Linked DNA regions of Homo sapiens: region 1 is linked to region 2. A link is a loop called in an ENCODE intact Hi-C map of the cell type or tissue named here. Cell type or tissue: K562. All regions are shown on one strand.

What was found. Peaks named below come from ENCODE experiments on the same cell type or tissue, not always from the same donor. Only the 100,000 strongest peaks of a DNase experiment are listed, where the experiment ranks them.
Region 1: it touches region 2 in a loop (2.7-fold over the local background); 4 of 110 quality-filtered maps call a loop at or near these places.

What each region holds. Positions count from the first base shown.
Region 1 is chr5:126,841,617-126,849,616 of GRCh38, reverse strand. No RefSeq gene overlaps it. Among named protein-coding and RNA genes, the nearest start is that of LMNB1, 68 kb to the right of the region's middle. RefSeq lists enhancers at 1,454-2,280, 3,526-3,820, 3,335-4,304, 7,787-8,000. In K562, a CTCF peak has its summit at 3,087 (motif pointing left); DNase peaks (open chromatin) are centred at 2,086, 3,086 and 3,696; H3K4me3 peaks cover 165 bases.
Region 2 is chr5:126,966,823-126,974,822 of GRCh38, reverse strand. All of the region lies in intron 1 of MARCHF3 (membrane associated ring-CH-type finger 3), which reads left to right. Among named protein-coding and RNA genes, the nearest start is that of MARCHF3, 60 kb to the left of the region's middle. RefSeq lists enhancers at 2,200-2,249, 2,270-2,359. In K562, no CTCF peak of the experiment used is centred here; DNase peaks (open chromatin) are centred at 2,322 and 3,142.

The DNA of each region.
Region 1 (8,000 bases), 130 kb after region 2:
TTTCCAATCAAAGCTGAATCACCAGTTCCAATAATTCCTGTTATTCACAGCATCCCCACCCTACCCCCATCAGGATAACTTGGATGTACTTGCATACCCTCTGGGTCATTTTCAACACTTCCTAGATACAGTAACACATTGCATCACTGGGGTCCAAACTGCTTTCACCTACTTGCTGGGTGGTGTGTTAGCTTACCTAAAGGTGACTATCCCCCCAAAGGAGAGTTTTAAATCAGAACACTTAACTACCTCCCTGATGTCAGGGAAAGTGCATCCTGAAACAGCCAGTTTAGGAAAGGTCATTCTACCAGGGCTGTGGCTTTCTGCCTTATCTGAGAGCTTACGATGCGATAGTGGGAGGAAGGCAGATTGAGCAAGAGCTGGAGCTGTTCCTGCTCCTAAGTCCATCTTCATACGCTGAGAGGTGCAAATCAGCTAATATACAAGAAAGCATTTTCTAAACCTCACCATGAAAACAATGTTTATTACATTTGCCATTAATTTGAAGAACATTAGAAACAACAGAGATTTTAAATAGGGATTTGGGGATTATCCGACAGTTGGAATTGTTCCCATTCATTTCAACAATTAATAGCACCGTTTTCATTAGTAAACTGGCTATGTTATTTTTTTTTTTGACAGCTCCCTGGGATAGCAGAATAGGCATAGTCATCAAGGATAATAGAACTGTGATCACACTGAGTTCCTCAAGAAAAGAACTGGCTGTCTCATCTTGGTATTCTTGATGCCTTGCTCAGTAGCGCCTGGCAAAACTAAATCTCCCAGTGAATGGTTGGTGAAGGAATGAACAAGTGAATAAATGACAACCTGTGGGCCTGTTATCCCATCTACAAAACAAGGACAATACTAATAATGCAGTATTGTGAGCTGTAAGGTAATGTTTGATGTGACAACTCAAGCATGAGTGAACATTCAATAAATGTTTGCCCCCTTTCCTTTCACCCTGCTTCCTCTTGATGGGTCTTATGCTGCTTTTCTGCCTTCCTATGTGAGAGTGAAAGTGTCCCGTGTGTCAGAGACCAACACGTGCTGGTGTGTACTCCCCACATGTCAGAGCAGCACTGCGTTTCCAGACCCTGCCCCTGTCGGTTTCTCCCAGTGGGGTCCCCAGTGTTCCCCAGCTGTAAGGTCCGGTAAGGGCCCAGCTTCAGGTCCCCTCTGGGATTTCTGGTATAAGGTCTGCCTGAGTGACCCAAAGCATTCACCTCTAGCACCCACGCCCTTCTTTCTCCAGGGAAGGACCCCTCCCAGAAGGATTGTAATAATACGCATTACTTTTCCTGGTAATGAAATGCAACATGTCTCGGGATAGAACCCAGGCTCACTATTTCTTTTATGACATAATATGAATGTTTGCAGATCTTGATTTTTTTTTTCCGAGTTCAAATTTCATAACAATTTTCCTCTTAGCAAGACAAAAATTTTTTAAAGAGAAATGATCTGATTCAGTAGCTGGGAAAACAGTTCATAGGAAAATTCTGTGAAAACCCTATGATCCCAGAAAGAGCTTGGGTTGAGTCCCTTCCTGGCATCTGCTGGTTGGAAGAGGCAGCGTAACAAGGGAGTGAAAGCTGGCAGTGAAGAGGAAGGCTGGGTCATGACCCCAGTCCTAGGAAGAGAATGAACTAACTGCCAGGGTCACAGTCACACTGCTCGCTAAAGGGCAGTGTGAGAGGGAGGCTCCTTGGCCTAAATGTGGACAATGGAGAGAAAATCAGAAGAGAAAAACAAGTGATCTGGGACTGTTTGTGAAACTAGATAAAAAAACAGGTCATCTGAAGATCACTCTCAACCACTGCATTAGGAAGCCAGAGAAACACATTCAGCACAGTCAGACATTTGTGTCCCTCTGGTCACAGTGGACACTTTTAACTAGTACTTGTGGCTAAACTTAAGTCATGGGACTCAGGACTAGAAGGGGCTGTGGAAACATCCGCGTGTATTCAACAGACGAAACCAGACAATTTGAGAATCATTATCCAGACTGAGTCAGGAAACACTGAAGAAAACCTCGCACTACCAAAGGGACCTCCACCCTATCACAATTACACAGTGAGGTCTGCCCCCAAAGACAGATCCATGCAGAAAAGCAGCAGATGCTACAGTGGGAGGATTAGGGCCACCAGCTGTAAGCCAAGTGGGTCACAAGATAAGTCTTAAAAGGCAAGTAGGAATTTATTTTTCATCAAAAAAAAAACAACACTAGTATTTAAGAAAATGACATATAAATGCAGAGAAATCTTCCGGTTTCACAGACTGCAGCTCATTTGGAGTAATACACAGCCAAAGTAAGTATTTAAAAACCCAAAATGGAACAGAAGCGGCATTTCTCTAAAAGCAAACTTGGCTGGCATTTAAACTGAGAATTCCAATTCAGATTGGTGGAGGAAGCACTCACATCATAAATCTGGGTGAATATGTGTTTTATTGTTATAAAGTAATTAAGCTACTGAGGCAGGCTGTGTCCCTAAATTGAGAGGTGTATTTTGTCTCTGGAGAAATGTCAGGAGAGGACAGGATTTACCATGCTGTTAAAAGTGAAAGAAAATGCATTATTGTGGAAGTGAGGGGTAGGAGGACGTAGGCAGTGAGGGATTTTACACTCTGGGTCCCATGCATGGCTCCAGGGCAAACTGGTTACTGATCTGCCTCTAAGATTGTTCTCTGTCCTCACTCTGACCCTCCAGGACAGCAAAGCAGCATCCATTTACAGTACTGTTCCCTGTTAATTCCTCTTCCCACTCAATACTGCTAATGTGACGCCTCTCCCTGAGAACTTGAAATATGACTTCTGTGAGTTTTGCATGTATTTTGCCACGTATTTGCCTCATTTTCATCAATCTGGCTCTGAATGTCCCCTTCAGTAAGGCAGCCAAATAGAAGAAACACAAAATTCTAAAAACTACTTCCTTCAATACCTTTTTTTCATGGAATTTCCCCCCCCTAATTTGGTAGACAAGGAAGGACAGTCAGTCCCAACTTCAGAATTCTGGGTTTTCCTGTGTAAACACCACAGATACTAGAGCCTTGCTTCAGGGACTCAAAGGCTTGAACCCTAAGAAACATTCCCCTCTGGTGGCACCTCCTAAAATTCCATGTTGTTACTTCAAGCAATGGAATTAAAAAGAAAAAATCTGCATTTTGTTTAGAAGCCAATGATCCAGAGGGTATGGATTATTTAAAGATTCTTTTCAATTTTTCTCATTTTATCATGTGTTTTGGCAAGAAAAGAAGGGGCATCCAAATAAATTTCTTTGTAATTTAAGATATGATGAAAAGGATGATGGGTAAGATATTGAAACCCAAGAGGAACGTGACTTAGAATCATATCTCTTAAAAATATACACAGATGCACTCATGTATGATAGCAGATTAAAATGACATGGACAACCCCTCCTTCCACTACAAGATTGAGAAAATAGAACAAAATTTGTTTTAATAGAGCCAAGCTTTAAAGAAAGAACAAGAAATGTCCAGGTGCCACAAAGAATTCAAAATCTGGAATATAAGCCTTAAGGGCTGGTAGTTGAGGACAGGAAACAGCTTTAGCTCTTTGCAAGGGAGTGAACCTAGAAACCTAGAAGATTGTTGAACAAAGCACAGAACCTTCCATTGCTCCCTGCAGCCTCACACTACCAGAATACTGCCTGTCAGCCCAGAGCAAAAACAAACTACCGGCGGGGCGGGGCGGGGCGGCGGGAGAGGCGGTGCTTTTCGGCAGGATGAGGAAGCTACTTGAGAAAAACAGAACAACCATGCATGTAAAAGTGTCACAGTAGATTTGTATTACCACGAGGTGAGAAAGTGACCCAAAAACGGTCCTGGGACTCTGGCACAGGAAACTTCCAAATTCCTCTGTAGCAATACCATCAAAACCCTGGGACACGGATTGTCAGGCCTCTGAGCCCAAGCCAAGCCATCGCATCCCCTGTGACTTGCACGTATAAGCCCAGATGGCCTTAACTAACTGAAGAATCACAAAAGAAGTGAATATGCCCTGCCCCACCTTAACTGATGACATTCCACCAAAAAAGAAGTGTAAATGGCCGGTCCTTGCCTTAAGTGATGACATTACCTTGTGAAAGTCCTTTTCCTGGCTCATCCTGGCTCAGAAAGCACCCCCACTGAGCACCTTGTGACCCCCACTCCTGCCCGCCAGAGAACAAACCCCCTTTGACTGTAATTTTCCTTTACCTACCCAAATCCTATAAAACGGCCCCACCCTTATCTCCCTTCGCTGACTCTCTTTTCGGACTCAGCCCGCCTGCACCCAGGTGAAATAAACAGCCGTGTTGCTCACACAAATCCTGTTTGGTGGTCTCTTCACACAGACGTGCATGAAATTTGGTGCCGTGACTCGGATTGGGGGACCTCCCTTGGGAGATCAATCCCCTGTACTCCTGTTCTTTGCTCCGTGAGAAAGATCCACCTACGACCTCAGGTCCTCAGACCGACCAGCCCAAGGAACATCTCACCAATTTTAAATCAGGTAAGCGGCCTCTTCTTACTCTCTTCTCCAACCTCTCTCACTGTCCCTCAACCACTTTCTCCTTTCCACTCTTCAATCTCTCCCTTCTCTTAATTTCAATTCCTTTCATTTTCTGGGAGAGACAAAGCAGACACGTTTTATCGGTGGACCCAGAACTCCGGCGCCAGTCACGGACTGGGAAGGCAGCCTTAGCCTTCCCTTGGTGTTTAATCATTGCAGGGACACCTCTCTGATTATACACCCACGTTTCAAGGGTGTCAGACCACGCAGGGACGCCTGCCTTTGTCCTTCACCCTTAGCGGCAAGTCCCGCTTTTCTGGGGAAGGGGCAAGTACCCCAACCCCTTCTCTCCTTGTCTCTACCCCTTCTCTGCTTTTCTGGGAGAGGGGCAAGTACCACTCAACCCCTTCTCCTTCACCCTTAGTGGCAAGTCCCGCTTTTCTACGGGGCAAGAACCCCCAATCCCTTATTTCCACACCCCGACCTCTTATCTCTGTGTCCCAATCCCTTATTTCCGTGCCCCGACCTCGTATCTCTGCACCCCAATCCCTTATTTCCGCGCCCCAACCTCTTAATATCTCTGCGCCCCAATCCCTTATTTCCGCACCCCGACCTCTTATCTCTGTGTCCCAATCCCTTATTTCCGTGCCCCGACCTCGTATCTCTGCGCCCCAATCCCTTATTTCCGTGCCCCAACCTCTTAATATCTCTGCGCCCCAATCCCTTATTTCCGCACCCTGACCTCTTATCTCTGTGTCCCAATCCCTTATTTCCGCACCCCGACCTCTTATCTCTGCACCCAATCCCTTATTTCCGCACCCCGACCTCTTATCTCTGTGTCCCAATCCCTTATTTTCGTGCCCCGACCTCGTATCTCTGCACCCCAATCCCTTATTTCCGCGCCCCAACCTCTTAATATCTCTGCGCCCCAATCCCTTATTTCCGCACCCCGACCTCTTATCTCTGCGCCCCAACCCCTTTTCCCACTTTTCTGGAAGGTAAGAACCCCCGAACCCCTTCCCTCTGTTTCTCTACTCTCTTTTCTCTAGGCTTGCTTCCTTCACTATGGGCAACTTTCCACCCTCCATTCCTCCTTCTACTCCCTTGGCCTGTGTTCTCAAAAACTTAAAACCTCTTCAACTCACACCTGACCTAAAACCTAAATGCCTTATTTTCTGCAATGCCGCTTGACCCCAGTACAAACTCGACAGTAATTCCAAATAGCCAGAAAATGGCACTTTGAATTTTTCCATCCTGCAAAATCTAAATAATTCTTGTCGTAAAATAGGCAAACGGTCTGAGGTGCCTGACGTCCAGGCATTCTTTTACACATCAGTCCCTTCCTAGTCTCTGTGCCCAGTGCAACTCGTGCCAAATCTTCCTTCTTTCCCTCCCGCCTGTCCCCTCAGTACCAACCCCAAGTGTCGCTGAGTCTTTCTAATCTTCCTTTTCTACAGACCCATCTGACCTCTCCCTTCCTCCCCAGCCTGCTTGCTCCTCGCCAGGCCGAGCTAGGTGCCAATTCTTCCTCAGCCTCCGCTCCTCCACCCTATAATCTTTTTATCACCTCCCCTCCTCACACCTGGTCCGGCTTTCAGTTTCGTTCCGTGACTAGCCCTCCCCCTCCTGCCCAGCAATTTACTCTTAAAAAGGTGGCTGGAGCTAAAAGCACAGTCAAGGTTAATGCTCCTTTTTCTTTATCCCAAATCGGATAGCGTTTAGGCTCTTTTTCATCGAATATAAAAATCCAGCCCAGTTCATGACTTGTTTGGCAGCAACCCTGAGACACTTTACAGCCCTAGACCCTAAAAGGTCAAAAGGCCGTCTTATTCTCAAAATACATTTTATTGCCCAATCTGCTCCCGACATTAAATAAAACTCCAAAAATTAAATTCCGGCTCTCAAACCCCACAACAGGATTTAATTAACCTCGCCTTCAAGGTGTACCATAATAGAAAAAAGTTGCAATTCCTTGCCTCCACTGTGAGACAAACCCCAGCCACATCTCCAGCACATAAGAACTTCCAAATGCCTGAACTGCAGCGGCCAGGCGTTCCTCCAGAACCTCCTCCCACAGGAGCTTGCTACACTTGCTGGAAATCTGGCCACTGGGCCAAGGAATGCCCGCAGCCCGGGATTCCTCCTAAGCCGCGTCCCGTCTGTGTGGGACCCCACTGAAAATCGGACTGTTCAACTCACCTGGCAGCCACTCCCAGAGCCCCTGGAACTCTGGCCCAAGGCTCTCTGACTGACTCCTTCCCAGATCTTCTCGGCTTAGCGGCTGAAGACTCACACTGCCTGATTGCCTCGGAAGCCCCCTAGACCATCACGGATGCCGAGCTTCGGGTAACTCTCACAGTGGAAGGTAAGCCCGTCCCCTTCTTAATCAATACGGGGGCTACCCACTCCACATTACCTTCTTTCCAAGGGCCTGTTTCCCTTGCCTCCATAACTGTTGTGGGTATTGACGGCCAGGCTTCTAAACCTCTTAAAACTCCCCAACTCTGGTGCCAACTTGGACAATACTCTTTTAAGCACTCCTTTTTAGTTATCCCCACCTGCCCAGTTCCCTTATTAGGCTGAGACACTTTAACTAAATTATCTGCTTCCCTGACTATTCCTGGACTACAGCTATATCTCATTGCCGCCCTTCTTCCCAATCCAAAGCCTCCTTTGCGTCCTCATCTTGTATCCCCCCCCACCTTAACCCACAAGTATAAGACACCTCTACTCCCTCCTTGGCGACCGATCATGCACCCCTTACCATCTCATTAAAACCTAATCACCCTTACCCCACTCAACACCAATATCCCATCCCGCAGCATGCTTTAAAAAGATTAAAGCCTGTTATCACTTGCCTGCTACAGCATGGCCTTTTAAAGCTTATAAACTCTCCTTACAATTCCCCCATTTTACCTGTCCTAAAACCAGACAAGCCTTACAAGTTAGTTCAGGATCTGCGCCTTATCAACCAAATTGTTTTGCCTATCCACCCCGTGGTGCCAAACCCATATAACTCTCCTATCCTCAATACCTGCCTCTACAACCCATTATTCTGTTCTGGATCTCAAACATGCTTTCTTTACTATTCCTTTGCACCCTTAATCCCAGCCTCTCTTCGCTTTCACTTGGACTGACCCTGACACCCATCAAGCTCAGCAAATTACCTAGGCTGTACTGCTGCAAAGCTTCACAGACAGCCCCCATTACTTCCATCAAGCCCAAGTTTCTTCCTCATCTGTTACCTATCTCGGCATAATTCTCATAAAAACACACGTGCTCTCCCTGCCAATCGTGTCCGACTGATCTCTCAAACCCCAACCGCTTCTACAAAACAACAACTCCTTTCCTTCCTGGGCATGGTTGGATACTTTCGCCTTTGGATACCTGGTTTTGCCATCCTAACAAAACCATTATATAAACTCACAAAAGGAAACCTAGCTGACCCCATAGATCCTAAATCCTTTCCCCACTCCTCTTTCCATTCCTT
Region 2 (8,000 bases):
AATAAAGTAATGCTCAAAGCATGACTGAACATGTAAAAACTTAATAAGAAGCAGAGTTTAGGTTACAGAAAGAGATGTACTTTCTTATTGTCTGAGTAAACACAGTCTCCGTAACTTGTGTGTGGTGATCTGAAATCTTGGTCAAGATTCCCTGAAATCCACTTTTAAATGAGTTCATCTGACAAACAGTGCTAGAAAGGCCCTACCTTTGATCAACGCAATGATTTTGATTTCAGAACCTCCAACTGAGGTTCCTAATCATTCCTTTGGTAACAGAGAGTTTTGAACAAAATACAAGGGCAAGAGTATCAGGAAAGGTTACTTTTTTTTCCCTCTGCCTCTGATTACCCAGAGAGCAACAGTGAAAAATATGGAGGAGAAGAGCAGAGGGCTCTTTTGGTCCAATAACAGAATTCAGAAGTAGGACACACTGGGGAGGCTTCTGCCTCCTGCAGTGGTTTTCTCCAGGATTTTTTACCCTCACTTAGGTGTAGCCTTGACAGGAAAGGATGGGGGCCAGGAGCCTGGACCATCATTCCCAGCAATCTGACCTGCTTGAGGGAGGGAAGGGTCCCCATCCATCTTTTCTTCATTCTGGGCACCTCACTTTAAAAAATAGATTTTGCGGCCGGGCGCGGTGGCTCACGCCTGTAATCCCAGCACTTTGGGAGGCTGAGGCGGGTGGATCATGAGGTCAGGAGATCGAGACCATCTGGCTAACAAGGTGAAACCCCGTCTCTACTAAAAAATACAAAAAATTAGCCGGGCGCGGTGGCGGGCGCCTGTAGTCCCAGCTACTCGGGAGGCTGAGGCAGGAGAATGGCGTGAACCCGGGAAGTGGAGCTTGCAGTGAGCCGAGATTGTGCCACTGCAGTCCGCAGTCCGGCCTGGGCGACAGAGCGAGACTCCGTCTCAAAAAAAAAAAAAAAAAAAAAAAAAAAAATAGATTTTGCTTAATATTCTGGATAGAAAGTATTCCTCTTACAGATCCTTCAGTCTCCAACTTATATTTATGCCTGAAAATAATGTTCTTTATGGCCATCACCTTAGGCAATTTGGATGGTGATGAACTACAAAAACGTATATATGTTCTTACTAATACGGATAACTTACTGCTTTATCATTGCACAGAGGCAGTAATCCACATCTCTTTCCTAGCACTACTGAAGTAGGTAGAGTCATTACAATGCATTTTAGTCAAAAGGAATGTGAGAGTTGAGGATCATTGCCCCCAAATTCTCTCTGCCACCCTCTGCACTTCTGCAATTGTCTGCTTTAGCATCTAGCTAGGTGAGCTCAGATGTGGTCTGAATTAAGAGCAGTGTGACCTCAGAGCTGCCAGGTTTGCAGGCGCCTCCCCTACAGGTGGAAGCTATACTTCTGGATTGCTCCACCTGGCAGGAACCCCAGAGAGGTGGAATTCCATGCGTTGTGCTCGGACCTCCACAAACTGCAGGCTGATACAGAATGTGTTTACTGGGTTAGTGCAACCTAGCATGCAAACGTGGACACAGGATAGTCACAACTCCCACAGCAGCCTAAAGGAACTATGCAGGTCAGGTTGTGAAATGGCACCCAGAGTTATTTAGAAGGGCGTTTGGAATTCATAACGAGGTTGGTTTTGTTTTAAACCCTACTGTTGTCCTGGTAGGAAACAATGAGTGTTGATTACATTTTATTCTACTTAACATCAGTGCTTCTCAAGGGAGATATTGGTGACATGGAATTAGGTCTTATATTCAGGCATATAGCAAAAATAAATAAAGAACCTGGGGAGAAGATATTAAAATTTTAAGTAAAAGTGGAAATGAGACTACGAACAAAGGCAAAGAGAAAGAATATTTTAAACTGATATATCATGTGATATAGAGACATTAGCATACACTTTTGTTGGGTACGGGGAGAAATGTGGTATATAAATTATGCCAAAATCAAATTTTTCTCCATTGCTGGAGTGTATTTGGGATGGGTTTCAAAACTCTCTCAAATATACAGGGTTTTTTTGGTGTTTTTTTTACATCCTGTTTCAACATCCAGGGTCTAGACATTGGACTTCCTTCAAACAAGAGGCCAGTGAGAATAAATTTGAGCATGCAGTTGTTAAAACCACTCTCTTCCTCCACGTAGCTCTTGACAGCAGCTGCAGAAAATGAAACCTGTTGGGGGTGGAAGTGGATGGAGGTAAGGCAGTCTCAGATGGGAGGAATATGCTGATAGAGGAATCTGACCCTCAATTAATGAATGGCATCAACACCTTTCATGTTGAATGGCACACCCGAGGCCTGGGTGAGACAAGCAGGGAGAGAAGAGAAAGATCATATCTTGTTAATTGACCTCATCTCACCTCCTCCCCCATAAAAGCACATGACTTGTAACACAGAACTTCCTTTAATTTCATCAGACTACCTTGCCCAGAAACGAAGCACAGTAGTGATTATGAATGAACAGATACTTTGCCCCTACCTCTTGCCATTATCTCTTCCATAAACTTACTTAGGGAAAGCTAACATGAATCTCACTTCCTGGTTTTTAGGGGGTGATTTGAGGTTCTGGGAATTTTTTTTTTTTTTTTTTTTTAGTTCTTTAATTTTAAGCAGTCAAACACTCTGTTCCAAACAGAATGCAAATCCCACTCGTTGTACTCCTAACTTTGTATTATAAATGTTGGACTCTGTGAAAGCAGCAAGAGTAATGGTATAACTGGTGTGGATAATGACAGCTTTTGGTCTTGGAAAAGAAAAAAATGAAAAGACTTGTTCAGAATTGCAGAGCCAGGGAGTCTGGCAGTTTTTTCTCATATTTCTAGGTGATAGACAAATTGTTAGTTACCACATGTATAATTTATTAGTAATTGCTCTAATTTGCCTCCTAAGTTTCTAAGTTGCCGGTTCACTGAGATCAACTGTTTTGTACCCATAAAATAAGAATCATATGGTAATTTAATGAAGTAGCTAGCCAGTTAGCATGGTTTCTGTGCAAATGCAGTATTACCCTTGCAATTTAGAAAAGGGGGAGAGGAATAACAGTGTCAAACTTCTTAGAAGCCTAGTGACTAATTGTCACTTACTGGGATTAAAATGCTACACCCACATTTTCCTCTTGTGGACATATGGACACTAAGATAACTGTCTTTCCTTTGGGTTGTGTTGCAGTCTCTTTAAAACAAAATGCTTCCTTCCTCCTGGGAGCAGTGTAAGAGCTGCTGAGTGAAGGAAGCTGGATCCCTCCCATGGGTGATCTCTGGGAGAGAGGCCTAGAGCCTGCTAATGAAGTTAGAGCACAGCTTAAGGTACAATAGACCTGCTGCAAGGATGTTGGGGATAGGGTCAACATAGAACATTTGTTTTTTCTTTTCTTTTTTTTTTTTTTTTTTTGAGACAGAGTCTCGCTCTGTCACCCAGGCTGGAGTGCAGTGGCGCGACCTCGGCTCACTGCAACCTCTGCCTCCCGGGTTCATGCCATTTTCCTGCCTCAGCCACCCGAGCAGCTGGGACCACAGGTGCCCACCACCACGCCCGGCTAATTTTTTGTATTTTTAGTAGAGACAGGGTTTCACCATGCTAGCCAGGATGGTCTTGATCTCCTGACCTCATGATCTGCCCGCCTCGGCCTCCCAAAGTGCTGGGATTACAGGTGTGTGCCACCGCGCCCTAGCCTGTTTTTTCTTCTTAAAGCAAGCATTCTACTTCTCTCCAAACGTAATTAGTTGACTTCAGGTATGGCTATAAGAACATAAATGCAAAAATTTCTTCTTATGGCCAGACTGTCAGATTTCTCTCTGTTCTTGAATTTTCTCAACCTACCAACAATAAATTGTCTACTTATCTTTTAAACTCAGGAGCCAAACAAGCAGAGTCCTCATTCTGCTTCATGTGACATCAGCAAGACTGAACTCTCCTCTGCTTGCTGTGCTCTGTTCTTGCTGGTTTGTAAGTGGCAGCAATCATAAGAGGCAGGAACACAGCTTCCCATTTGTTTTTCAGGTTTAAGCTGTGGTTTTGGAAATGACAGGAAGTAGGAAAATGAAGCTTTTGGCTGGCCTTTGAAGAAACTGGAAGTAGAGGTGACAGAATACATGCGGATTGCTCTGGACCTTTTTGGAAAATCACTCTTTTGCCCAACACAGTTGGCAACCATCCTGGGACCGATAAAATTCCTTTGCACTTCATCAGAATTTAACTTTGGCTTAATCTGTCAAAGTCACAACCACATCTCTCAAGAGTACCATTTGGCCACAAGTCAAATACATTATCACAAACACATTAGATGTTCCTGAATAGCATTCCTAACCCATAGCTGATGTCCACATTCATCGAGCAAGATCAAATACCAAAAGAAAAAAAAAAAAGAAAAAAAGTAATTTAATCCATGCTAATTTTATTGAAATCAAGACACTTTCCTAAGTGGACAAATTTTTAGAAAAAGAGCATAAGCCAGCTGGGCGCAGTGGCTCACACCTGTAATCCCAGCACGTTGGGAGGCTGAGGTGGGTGTATCATCTGAGGTCAGGAGTTCGAGACCAGCCTGGCTAACATGGCGAAACTCTGTCTCTACTAAAAATACAAAAGTTAGCCAGGTGTGGTGGCATGTGCCCGTAATCCCAGCTATCTGGGAGGCTGAGGCAGGATAATCATTTGAACCCGGGAGGCAGAGGAAGCAGTGAGCTCATATTGCCCCACTGCACTCCAGCCTAGGTGACAGAGCAAAACTGTCTCAAAAATAAAAAAATTAAAAAAAAAAGAAAAAAGAAGAAGAAAAAGAGCATAAGCCTGGAACCTGAAATGACATCACCAATGGTTAGAAATTTTAATGAAATTGGGATACTTACAGCCTCTTGAATTTCTCAGTAGATTATTATCATATTCATCCCCAAGGAGAGTCACCTAGCTTCATGTTTGCTTGGTCAATGTTTGGTAAGCACCAGGGCGAGATGGTTGGCCCATGTATCTAAAGTAGTGCTACTCAGAGTGTGGTCTTAGGGCCAGCAGCATCTGGAAGCCTATTAGAAATGCAAATTAATGGCCCCACCCCAGCCTCCTGTAGCAGAATCTCTGCAGATGGGGGTCAGGAATCTGGGTTTTTATAAACTCTCCAGGTGATTCTAATGCTCGCTCAAGTTTAAGAACCACTGGCCTCACATCTCCAGAACAAACTGTCAACCAGCAACTGATGGTTTGTGGTTATGTCTGCAAATGAAAGAAGTGCAGCCATCCATGCCATCCTCCCTTGGTTGGAAACTAAGTCCCAGCTGCTGATTTTTGCTTCCTTTTCTCTACATTTCCAAATACCTGTGTTAGAACTGTGGGGCTCTATACATAGAAAATGTCTTAAAATAACAGTCTGTGTTTTTAAACTTGGGACTGTAAGGGGCTCCTCCTAAACATGTTTGGAGTATTTTATTTTGCTGATACTAGAAGCTGACCATTTACCTAAATAGTAATATACACCTTTCCAGAATCAGCTCTCTGGACAACCCAGCTGTCTGCTGCAAAAGAGCAAAAAACCCTAAAGTAGACCAAAAAAAGTTCCAATCATCCAACATATATATGTTGGGTAAAATTGTGCATCAAAGCTCATACCTTTTTCTAAACTCTTGGAGGCCATCAAAATCTACTCACTCTTACTTTCTAAAATTAGTTGTACCTTAGAAGTACATAAGTTTTTTAAAAATTCAGATGCATAAGAACTAATTGTAAGAGCTAAAATATAAAACTCATAAGAAAACACATGTAAATCTTCATGATCTTGGATTAGGCAATGGTTTCTTAGATATGCCACCTAAAGCACAAGCAATGAAAGAAAAAATAATTAAAATTTGAAACTTTGTGCTTTAAAGGACTATTTCAAGATAGAAAGTGAAAACACAGCCCATAGGATGGAAGGAAATATTTGCATATCACTTATCTGAAAAGAGTCTAGTATCCAGAACATATAAAGAATTCTTACAACTTAATAGTTGAAAAAAATAGGCTAGGCACGGTAGCTCACACCGGTAATCCCAGCACTTTGGGAGGCCTGGGTAGAGTTCAAGACCAGCCAGGCCAACATGGCGAAACCCTGTATCTACTTAAAATACAAAAATTAGCTGGGCTTGCTGGGGTACACCTGTAATCCCAGCTACTCTGGAGACTACACACGAGAATCACTTGAACCCAGGAGGTGGAGGTTGCAGTGAGCCAAGAACCCACCACTGCACTCCAGCATGGGCAACAGAGCGAGACTCTGCCTCAAAAATAATAATAACCCAATTGAAAACTGGACAAAAGATTTGAATAGGCATTTCTCCAAAGAAGGTATACATATGACCAATAAGCACATGAAAAGATGCTCAGCCTCTTTAGTCATTAGGGAAATGCAAATAAACACAATGAGATGCCATTTCACATCCACTAAGATGGATAGAATCAAAAAGATAAACAATAACAAATATTGACAAGAATTTGGAGAAACCGGAACCCTTATACATTGCTGATGGAAATGTAAAGTGGTGTGGCCACTTTGGGAAATAGTTTGGCAGTTCCTCAAAAAGCTAAACAATAGTCACCATATGACCTAGCAATTCCACTCCTAGGTGCATACCCAGTAGAATTGAAAATGTATGTGGAAACAACCCAACTGTCCAACTGATGAATGAACAAACAAAATGTGAAATGGTCAACCATGAAAAGGAACAAAGTACTGGTGCATTCTACAACATAGATGAACCTTGAAAACATTAAGCTAAGTGAAAGAAGCCAGACACCAAAAGCCACATATTGTATAATTCCATTTACATGAAATATCCAGAGTAGATAAAGCCAGAGAGACAAAGTTGATTAGTGGTTGCCCGGGGCTGGTGGAAGGGGAGAATGAGTGACTGCTAATGGGTGTGGGGTTTCTTCTGGGGTGATGATAATGCCCTGGAATTAGATAATGGTGATGGTTGCACAATGTTGTAAAATGCTAAAAACCACTGAATTGTATATTTTAAGAGAGTGAGTTTTATGATGTGTTATATTAATTATATCTCAATTTTTAAAACACAGGCAGCAGGTTGGATGTGGTCTATGGGGTTACAGTTTGCCAATCCCAGCTCTAGTGCAAAAAAAGAGGAGGGGGCAGATAGATGAAAAAGGCTGACAAAATGTTTGAGACAGAGTCTTGCTCTTGTCACCCAGGCTGGAGTGCAATGGCAGGATCTCGGCTCGCTGCAACCTCCGCCTCCTGGGTTCAAGCAATTCTCCTGCCTCAGCCTCCCAAGTAGCTGGGATTACAGGTGCCGGCCACCACGCCTGGCTAGTTTTTGTATTTTTAGTAGAGATGGGGTTTCACCATGTTGGCCAGGCTTGTCTCAAACTCTTGACCTCAGGTGATCCGCCTGCCTCGGCCTCTCAAAGTGCTGGGATTACAGGCTTGAGCCACCGCACCAGGCCTAAATGTTGAGTATTTTTGAAGCAGGGTGATGAATATGTAGTGGTTCATTACACTGTTTTCTCTACTTTTACATTTGTTCAGACACGCACATATTTTTACAAGAATCGCATATCGTGTATGCCAAATTAGATAATAGAATCACCAAGGATGGGGTCTGGGCATCTGTAAGTTTTAACAATTTTCCAGTTGATTCTTTTGAAACCAATCAATTGCTGGATTGAAAATCAATAGCTGGGGATCACTGTTCTACATATAGTTCTGTTAACTTGATTATCTTAGCAGATTAAAAGAGAGGAAAACAACTCCAATAGAAAAACAAATAGGAGTGTATACTCCTAGGGTGATGGGTGCGCCAAAATCTCACAAATCACCACTGAAGAACTTAGTCATGTAACCAAATCACCTGTTCCCCAAAAACATATGAAAATAAAAAATTCTTTAAAAAAAGGAAAATAGGTAATAGCAAAAAAAAAAAAAAAAAAAAAAAAAAAAAAAAAAAAAAAAGGCTCTCACAGCCCAACAAGAGAGAAACAGAAAAGAAGCAAATACAAGAATTTAAAGAGCTCAGTATTCTAAGGCCACTGTTA